Linked DNA regions of Homo sapiens: region 2 is linked to region 1. Evidence: chromatin contacts called from ENCODE Hi-C or POLR2A ChIA-PET data. All regions are on one chromosome and are shown on one strand. The core of a region is the stretch at or near the end of the contact, and the rest is flanking DNA. Distances in the headings are between cores, read along the strand shown. Region 1 has its middle 80 kb from the start of RPS6KA2. Region 2 has its middle 120 kb from the start of RPS6KA2.

Region 1 (4,292 bases), core at 480-2,979:
TTCATATCTCTCCCAGTTGTCTACATGACTGGCTTCACTTACTCCACAGAACTTAATACATTGCAATTTGTGGTACAATGCATTTATTTTATCATGTATTGCCCATGAAAATTAATGGTGGAGACTTCAGTTCAGAAGTATGTATTTCAAAAATATAATTACACTTGAAAGTGAGCAAGTTCAATTGTATGAGAAGGAAGTCACTGTGGTAAAACTTTAGAGAAAGTTATTTATTGTAACTGTAAATAGTACTAGTAAAGGCCTACTGGTAAAGCCTGTTTAGCAGTGTGCACTGCCTGGTGACGAGAACTCTCAGCGGGTGTGTAAGTACCTTCTCAGGACCTGCGAAACGTCTTGGAATGTCTTCTAACTTCTTAGCTTTTGCCAGGGTTCCAAGGCAGGAGGAATGGAAGTTGCAAGGAAGAAAGCATTTTTGTTTATACTGAAATTATTTTTAACATCCTAAATGTTTTCAACAACCTGATAAAGCAGTTTCTTTGGTGTGGCTTAGCTTTTTGAGAGTTGAGATTTTTCTGTGTCAAGTCCAGGTTAACTATTCTTAAAAGTGATTTCAAAAGCCAGGAAAAACCACTTTGCAGTAATCAGAATGTTATCCAACTGTATAATGTTTACTTTATTGTAAATACTTGTGAAGAGTGGTCAATAAATAGTTTTATGTTCCTTTATGCAAAAAAAAGATTTCATCCTGTTATTTGACATCAAGCTCAATCCTATTATGTTTCCAACAGAATTAATACATAGTGACAAAAATATATTGAATTAAATCAGGTTTTTTTCTAGATCCAATAAAAAACACAAATATTTTTAATAAATAAGTGTAAGTATATAGATTTAATTCTACCGGAGAATATTTTCCTTTTTTCTGTGGTTGTACAATATTAGCAAAAGAAATTATTCTCAGGCCAGTTGTGGTGGCTCATGCCTGTAATCTCAGCACTTTGGGAGGCTGAGGCAGGTGGAATACTTAAGGCCAGCAGTTCAAGACCGGCCTAGGCAACATAGTGAGACCCTGTCTCTGTAAAATATTCAAAAATTATCTGGGCACGGTGGTGCACACCTGTAGTTCCAGCTACTCTGGAGGCTGAGGCGGGAGGATTGCTTGAGCCTGGGAGGTCAAGGCCACCAGCCTAGGAGCCAAGATCGCACCACTGTACTTCAGCCTGGGCAACAAAGTAAGACCCTGAAAAAAAAGAGAGAGAGAGAGAGAAAGAAAGAAAGATTACTCTCTGAAGATAAGTAATAATGATCACCATAATTAAGGTACTATATTTATACATTTTAGGTCACTTGTTTAGTCACCTCCCAATCTGATCCAGGTGCACCTGTCTGGACCTCCTCCTTTATAATGACCCTGGGCCTTGATTCTGCACTCCTTCCATTACTGTCATCCATAACTTTAAACGTGCCCAGATATTCACTATCCTTAATTTATAAGTCATTTTCATTCCTCTGCCACTTCCCCACCACCCAGTCACCTGGTTTTGTTCCTCACTGCTCCATTGAAACTGTTTCTATTTACCTTTGTAATGAATCAACAATATTTGCTTACTAAGAATCATGCTGCACTTTGGAAACCGACCTTCACTTATTCCTGAAAGTCTCCCTGCCACATGGTTGGAGCTCCCTAACCGTGTGGGTGAGACGGAACTGTGCTCTAACCCGGCTCTGCTCTGCGGGCTGCGTGGCTGCCGGGCTGCCGTCCATCTGCACAGAGAGCAGAGCTGCCCCCTTCCCGGCAACCCCGGCATTGCACAAAGGGTTATCTGTCCAGTGCTGCCACAAGGAAGGCATCTAGCAGATGCTGGTTTTCTCTTCCTTTGCCTGCTAACTCTCTTCTCTGATCAGCCTTTACTCTCAAGTTTGCTGGGTACTTTTCTTCTTCCTGCACACTAATTATAGGTATGTTGGACTTTGTTCTATTTTGAGTAATATTCACTCCTAAATTGAACTTATCCATTTGAATGGCTGTCACCCTTCCACCAATAAATCTGAAGACCATTTACTCTTAATGTTTTTCAAAAACTTCCTATGCAGAGTTTTGTTACTACTATTCAAGGAACTCTAGCACAACTGTCAAAATAAGACTCTTCTTGTTTAATACTATTTTACTTTTCCTCCCGATCCCACCCTCTCTATATTCTTAGATATGAATGTATCCTTTAAGATACACAGTAACAGGCTGTGCGTGTGATATTTCATTTTGCACAGACAGTTGGCACGGGGCTTTACTTCCCCCTGGGTACTGTGCGTAAAGCCTGCCTAACTAGCTGTCCCCTTGCCTGGGTACCCATCCAGTCGTGGAGGGCTGGGGGTCTGGGGTCTCCAGGCTATGCAGCATGGGATGGAAAGAGCACAGATGATACTCGTTCTTCATCTTCATGACTGCTCAAGTGTTCTCCATGCAGTCACGGCAGGGGACGCTTCCAGAAGAATTGCAGGAGGCCCCAGATCTTCCTTCCCACGCTCACCAACTCTTGGTTGTATGACGCCTTTACATTTTATAAATATGATGGCTTGAATTGTCTTCTCCTCATTTTATTTCTTCTGGTTACATTGACTGAGTTGAGGAACTCTTCACATACTTGCCAGTCATTTACATTTCTCTTGCTGTGAACTGTTTTCATTCCTGGCCTGTTTTTTGGGTTGGGTTGCCTATCTTTTCTTGTTGATAGCAACATGAGCCATGTGGTCCTCTCAATTGGTACAGAGAGGTATTTGATAAAATTTCACCACTTAAGTTTAATAAAAACTGTAATTGGTTATTGCAGGTGTGTTAGTCCATTTGGGATGCTGTAATGAAAAACGATAAACGGAGTGGCTTATAAACAACAGAAATTCGTTTCTCACAGTTCTGGAGGCTGGAAGTCCAAGATCGAGGAACCCACAGATCCAGTGTCTGGTGGACACTTGCTCCCTGGTTCACAGACAGTGCCTTCTTGCCAAGTCCTCACGTGGTGGAAGGTGTGAGGGCCCTCTCTAGAGTCTCTTTCATAAGGTCTCTTTTATAATCCCATTCATGAGGGCTTTGCTCTCATGACCTAATCACCTCCCAGACCCCCCTCCAAATACCATCACACTTGGGATTAGATTTCAACATAAGAGTTAGGGGAGACACAAACATTCAGTCTGTATCAATAGGTGAGGATAATTGCTAGTAATTTTTAAGCCCACTGTAAATCCATCAACATCACTGAACTCTCGTTAGTTTTAATAGTCTCTATTCTGTTGGAGTGTCTATGTCTAGGATTGTGTCATCTGCCAATAAGGATGTTTTTTATCTTCCTTCCAAATCTTATACCACTAATTTATTTTGTTTTCTGACTCTCTCCTTCTTGCTTCTTTCTTCTTTTTTGTCTGTAAGGACCTTTAGTACCATGCTAAGCAGTTGTGATGTTAATGGGCATCTTTGCTTCTGATTTTAAAGTTTCTCCACTGAGTGTGATGTTTACTGGTTGTTTTTGTAATGTAGCCTTTACCAAGTTGAGCGACTTTTCTTCTAGTTCCCTAAGGGTTTGTGCGGAGGGTGGTGATCTGCTCAGATTAGTGTTTCATAGACTGCTGTGGCCAGGGAGGAGGCTGCTGCAGTGATTCAGGTGTAAGATGAAGGTGGCAGCAGAGACAAAGAGAAACGGACACATTCGAGAAACACTACTGGTAAAATTTAATGGGACATGATGATAGATTGGGTATGGGAAACGTCCCAGCTGGCGCCTTGCTCTTGGCTTGCACAATTGGACGGATACCATCTGTGGAGTTAGGAAATCCTGCAAGAGGTATTGACATGTTGACATGTTGATTCTCACATGTTTGAGGTGAACATCTCAGAATAAGATGTTGAGTAGATGTTGGATATGGGGACCTGGAGCTCAGAAGAAAGTACCTGAGAAGTTTGCATTGTGCAAAATCACCCACTGCAGAGAGCAAGGCTTTGAGAAAATATGGTGCTGGGATAGAACACCCAAACCTTAGAAATTCTGTAACCAGAGCACAAACCACAATATTAACAATCCTAATTTTAAATCCTGGCATAGAAGAAATATATTCAATTCCCAATAAATGGAATATGCTGCAGTACATACAGAACTTTACTGTAATAAGGAAAAAGAGGAAGGCAGCCTAGGGGAAGGACAGGTCAGGAAAGATCAGAGGACTGAGCCTTGGAGCCCAGAATGCAGACAGGACAGTTACAGGCTTTGCAAAAATGCAGTGACGCCAGCGAGGAGAGTTCCAGGTCACCATCATGTGCTCGTTTCTTTTGCGTGAAGATCCAG
Region 2 (4,766 bases), core at 696-3,195, 44 kb before region 1:
CACTTCCTACAGAAACAGGGTCACCAGCAAAGAGGAGTTTGTTTTTAATGCCCCATAAAGGGAGTGGTATCTTGTTTCTGCCCTCTGCAGTGACTAAACCCACAGAATAAATTGCTTATAGTCGGTAGGAATGGGCCCTGCGTTTCACAGCAAATAAATCCAGGTGCAGAGTTAGGGGACAAAAATATTTACCTACTCAGCAGAGTATACAAGGCTTAACACAGTGGTTAGGGAGTGGGCCACCATTACCCCAAGAGTATCCATCTACTTGATGCAGATTTTACCAAGAAACCAGCAACAACAAGCACAAAACTATGGGGAGAGTCAGGGGGAGAGGCTAACAACCACATAAAATGGTGTGGGGACCGCAGGTGGGAGAACCAGGTTGTGATCCGTGCTTTTCCTTGGGAGAAATCAATTAACTCTGTTAGTCTCAGTCTTTCTTTCTTTTAAAATACAAGGGTTTGAGTAAATGATCTCTAACACCAAGAATCATCCTTTTCTATAATAACCTTAATCATCATTATGGGTCTATCATCTCTGAATTAAATTAAATATTTAATAACCCATTAATGTTCTTAGCTAATGTCAGCTTTTGAAGTGACTGTATTCCTATATTTTTACTAATTATAAAATAAGATTTTGAAAAATCTCTCTCTGCCTTTCTGTCTCTTAAGGTTTCTCTTTCCATTCATTCTAAATTGCCTCTCTAGACTTCAGTGTGTCCGCTCGCTGTTGAATGTGAAGCTGAGGTTGGTAAAGGATGTGTACTCTGGTCTTGCTCTGCGGTGACTGTGGACGCGCTTCACAGCCCTACGTTTCAGAGGCTGTTCACTCTGTGTGATGTCTTCATCATACTCACAGAGGACCTGGGTTGTGGCTATACCGCCCATTGGCTAGGCCGGCCCATCTGGAAGATCACAGGTTATTAATGACTAAAATAGTTAGAAACGATGTCTTTATTTAAAATAATAAGCATTGATTTTATCTAATTTCTAACAAATGCACATGAGACATTGAATACCCAGGTACAAATGGACCTGGTGTCGCCTTTGAGGTCTCAGGTACTCCTTGGCTGGCCTGTGCTGGCCCCTTTGTCTTCTGGGGCCCCTTTCTCCAAGGAGTCTGGCTTCTGTGCTCCACGGAGTCTGGCCTCTGTGCTCCATGGAGTCTGGCCTCTGTGTTCCACAGCGTCTGGCTTCTGTGCTCCACGGAGTCTGGCCTCTGTGCTCCATGCTGTCCTTGGTCCACAGGGCCTGACCTTGAATCGTCATGAAGACATGTTCTGCTCATTCTGTAGATTTCCTAGAGTCTGTGCCACTGTTTGGCTTTGCATAGAATCCCCAAATCGGCTGACTATTGGACTTCACTAGGATGCGAATGGTGCAAAGTTTGATCCAACTGGCTGTGGTGGAAAATGGAAACTTGTGGGGCTTCGAGCAGAAAATTTGGGAATACCTTGATTCCAAGCTCAGACACTTAGACCCCTCTTTCCACGGCTCCAGTGGCGGCCCAGCCGTTCCAGACACCTAGGCCAGCAGAGAAGCCAAGCCTCAAGCCCCTGTCGCCATCTGTTATCTGCCTTGGGCTGGCCGGCCTGCACCTCCTCCACGCCCTGCGGTGCAGCTTTGCCTCCCCTGAGGGGTTACAGGCTCTGCTCAGCTGCCTCCTGCTGCAGAGCAGACCACAGCCCAGCTGGCTGACTCAGGGCCAACTCAGGGGAAGCCCTCCTGTGACTGTGCGTTTGACGGGACCCTGGCAGCTGCCGTCCCTGGAACTCATCTGAATTCCTGTGTAATCTCTGCCCCTTCCTGAACGCACCTGGCCAGAGGGCGCTGGTCTTGCCTCCACCTTGGGAAGAACAAGCAGGCGGCTTGGAAGCAGGCTTTTTGAGGTTTCAGGGAGGAGCACGGGGCTGGCAAAACTTCCGGCTGACTTGGGGAAGTAATGCTGTAAGATCTTACTGCTCCGCTATTTCACCGCTGAACCTGGAGGCCTGCCGTCACCTGCAGCTCGGGGGCACTGCGTGAGGGTTATAAACTTTGTGAGGTGCTGAGTTAGGGGATGCAGAGGCCAGCTTCGGTCACAAAAGCACACTTCACACTTTCTAGAGTGTCAGCAGCCTCACCTCTGTTTAGGCAAATAGAATTTGTCCCCTCAGAGAGTTGTGCTTTTCCTCCTGAATATGATCACAGTCTACGCAGCAAGAGGGATGTCTTAGCCCTTGGCCAGTTTCTAAATGATTCCAAGGAGCAGAGCTTGGATTTACAGAATTTCCCATTTCCATTGCTTTAGACCAATTCTCAGCTAGAGTTCCTGACCTCCTCAGTATGATCCTTGTCACTCTTCTCTTTCTGGTGCATGAGGGCTGGAGACTTCCGTGGCAATGTCCCAGACCAATGACACCCATCTGTGCTGCGTGCCTGGCATGTTCTAGGCACAAGGGATGCTCAAGGAGCTCGGGCTCGGGTGGCACCTGCGGTCCTCAGCCACAGTAGAAGGGAAGACAGCACAGATGCAGAAACCCCCGTTGTGACAGAGTCAGAAGAGGCACGGAGGGCAGTTCCTGGGCCAGCAAGCGCAGAGCCTGGGCATGTAGGAAGCAGCCAGGGATGTCTGGGGATTGACAAGTACAGGCCCCGGAAAGGCGTGTGTCTGAGGAGGAGGAGGGTCAAGAGGGGCTGAGGGAGACTGTGTGGGAGGAGTGTGTCACAGATGTGCGTGCACTGCGTGGGGTGACTCGGGGCCTCCAAGGCTGGTGAGAACTCAGGGAATCCCAGGGACCTCTAGGGTTGGGGTGGGGCCCTGGGCTGGTGAGCACCCCCCCAGGGGAGAAGCTGAGGACACAGGAGGGGAGCACGCCCGATGTCTCTGCAGCACTGCAGGGCACGCTAATCCTGTATGGCTCACAGAACTAACAAAACCTAGGCGGATGGAACCGCCCTTCACAGTAGCACAGAGTGGGGCTCCAGGAAGCCAACTTCTCTCCGGCATGGGCACCTCAGGGGCACTTGGTGCGGCCCCTGCCTTCTCCCAGGAAGGCCCCCTCCTCCCTGCCCCTCCCCGCTGACTCAAGCCGGGCTGGACTCAGAAGGGACATGCCAGCTCTGCTTCCGATGCTGACTGTGTGGCCACCTCCACCGCCCTCTCTGTTTTCCTCACTCAGTATCCCCCTTCCCCTTGCCCAGCCTCCTGCCTTAGTCTGTGTGGTGGAAAGGGGGAAGGAAGCTTTGGGAGGAGGAGGAGGAGGAGAGGCCAGGCTCCCGCTGCAGCTCCCAGCCAGGCAGTGCAGACATTAAGGAGGATGGAGATGGGGACCTGAGGAAATGGGGGCCTGAGGAGATGGGGGCCTGAGGAAGAGGGGCCCAAGGGGATGGGGGGCCTGAGGAGGTGGGGGCCTGAGGAAATGGGGGACCGAGGAGATGGGGGCCTGAGGAGGTGGGGGCTCAAGGGGATGGGGGCCTGAGGAGGTGGGGGTCTGAGGAAATGGGGGCCCGAGGAGATGGGGGCCTGAGGAGGTGGGGGCCTGAGGAAATGGGGGCCCGAGGAGATGGGGGCCTGAGGAAATGGGGGCCCGAGAAGATGGGGGCCTGAGGAAATGGGGGCCCGAGAAGATGGGGGCCCGAGAAGATGGGGGCCTGAGGAGGTGGGGGCCTGAGGAGATGGGGGCCTGAGGAGGTGGGGGCCTGAGGAGGTGGGGGCCTGAGGAAATGGGGGCCCGAGAAGATGGGGGCCTGAGGAAATGGGGGCCCGAGAAGATGGGGGCCCGAGAAGATGGGGGCCTGAGGAGATGGGGGCCTGAGGAGATGGGGGCCTGAGGAGGTGGGGGCCTGAGGAGATGGGGGCCTGAGGAAATGGGGGCCTGAGGAGGTGGGGGCCTGAGGAGGTGGGGGCCTGAGGAAATGGGGGACCGAGGAGATGGGGGCCTGAGGAAATGGGGGCCCGAGAAGATGGGGGCCCGAGAAGATGGGGGCCTGAGGAGGTGGGGGCCTGAGGAGATGGGGGCCTGAGGAGGTGGGGGCCTGAGGAGGTGGGGGCCTGAGGAAATGGGGGACCGAGGAGATGGGGGCCTGAGGAGGTGGGGGCCTGAGGAAATGGGGGCCCAAGGGGATGGGGGCCCGAGGAGATGGGGGCCTGAGGAGGTGGGGGCCTGAGGAAATGGGGGACCGAGGAGATGGGGGCCTGAGGAGATGGGGGCCTGAGGAAATGGGGGCCCAAGGGGATGGGGGCCCGAGGAGATGGGGGCCTGAGGAGGTGGGGGCCTGAGGAAATGGGGGACCGAGGAGATGGGGGCCTGAGAGATGGGGGCCTGAGGAAATGGGGGCCCAAGGGGATGGGGGCCCGAGGAGATGGGGGCCTGAGGAGATGGGGGCCTGAGGAGATGGGGGCCTGAGGAGGTGGGGGCCTGAGGAAATGGGGGACCGAGGAGATGGGGGCCTGAGGAGGTGGGGGCCCAAGGGGATGGGGGCCTGAGGAGGTGGGGGCCCAGGGAAATGGGGGCCTGAGGAAATGGGGGCCCGAGGAGGTGGGGGCCTGAGGAGGTGGGGGCCCAAGGGGATGGGGGGCCCGAGGAGGTGGGGCCCCCATGGAGGCTGATCTGCCCCCTCTGCCCAGCATCCTCCAGCCCCGCACCGGCATCTTTCCCGGCGCAGTTCCCCCTCACTAGCCTGTGGCCAGGATCAGATGGAGTCATTTCGCTGAGGCACTCGGTGGAGTTTCTGCCGGTGGAAGACACCGCAGAAACACCCATTACTTGTTAGTTTTCA

The links. A loop is a pair of places that touch in the nucleus more often than their neighbours do. ChIA-PET counts read pairs that join two places held with the same protein, here RNA polymerase II (POLR2A). Pooled maps may share reads with other maps.
Region 2: a loop to region 1 is called in a map with no recorded cell type, with 8 times the contacts of the local background. The contact joins two enhancer-like sites. A Hi-C loop is called at or near these places in 1 of 37 single-sample maps with no recorded cell type and 3 of 50 pooled maps. POLR2A ChIA-PET finds 5 or more read pairs at or near these places in 2 of 52 experiments (H1 and activated T-cell).

Annotation. Positions count from the first base shown.
Region 1 is chr6:166,704,673-166,708,964 of GRCh38, reverse strand. It overlaps a transcript of RPS6KA2 not described here. Among named protein-coding and RNA genes, the nearest start is that of RPS6KA2, 80 kb to the right of the region's middle. Within about 2 kb of position 1,729, at least 3 of the 41 ENCODE cell types and tissues checked have a DNase peak (open chromatin) inside an H3K27ac peak, as active enhancers do.
Region 2 is chr6:166,748,335-166,753,100 of GRCh38, reverse strand. It overlaps a transcript of RPS6KA2 not described here. Among named protein-coding and RNA genes, the nearest start is that of RPS6KA2, 120 kb to the right of the region's middle. Within about 2 kb of position 1,945, at least 2 of the 41 ENCODE cell types and tissues checked have a DNase peak (open chromatin) inside an H3K27ac peak, as active enhancers do.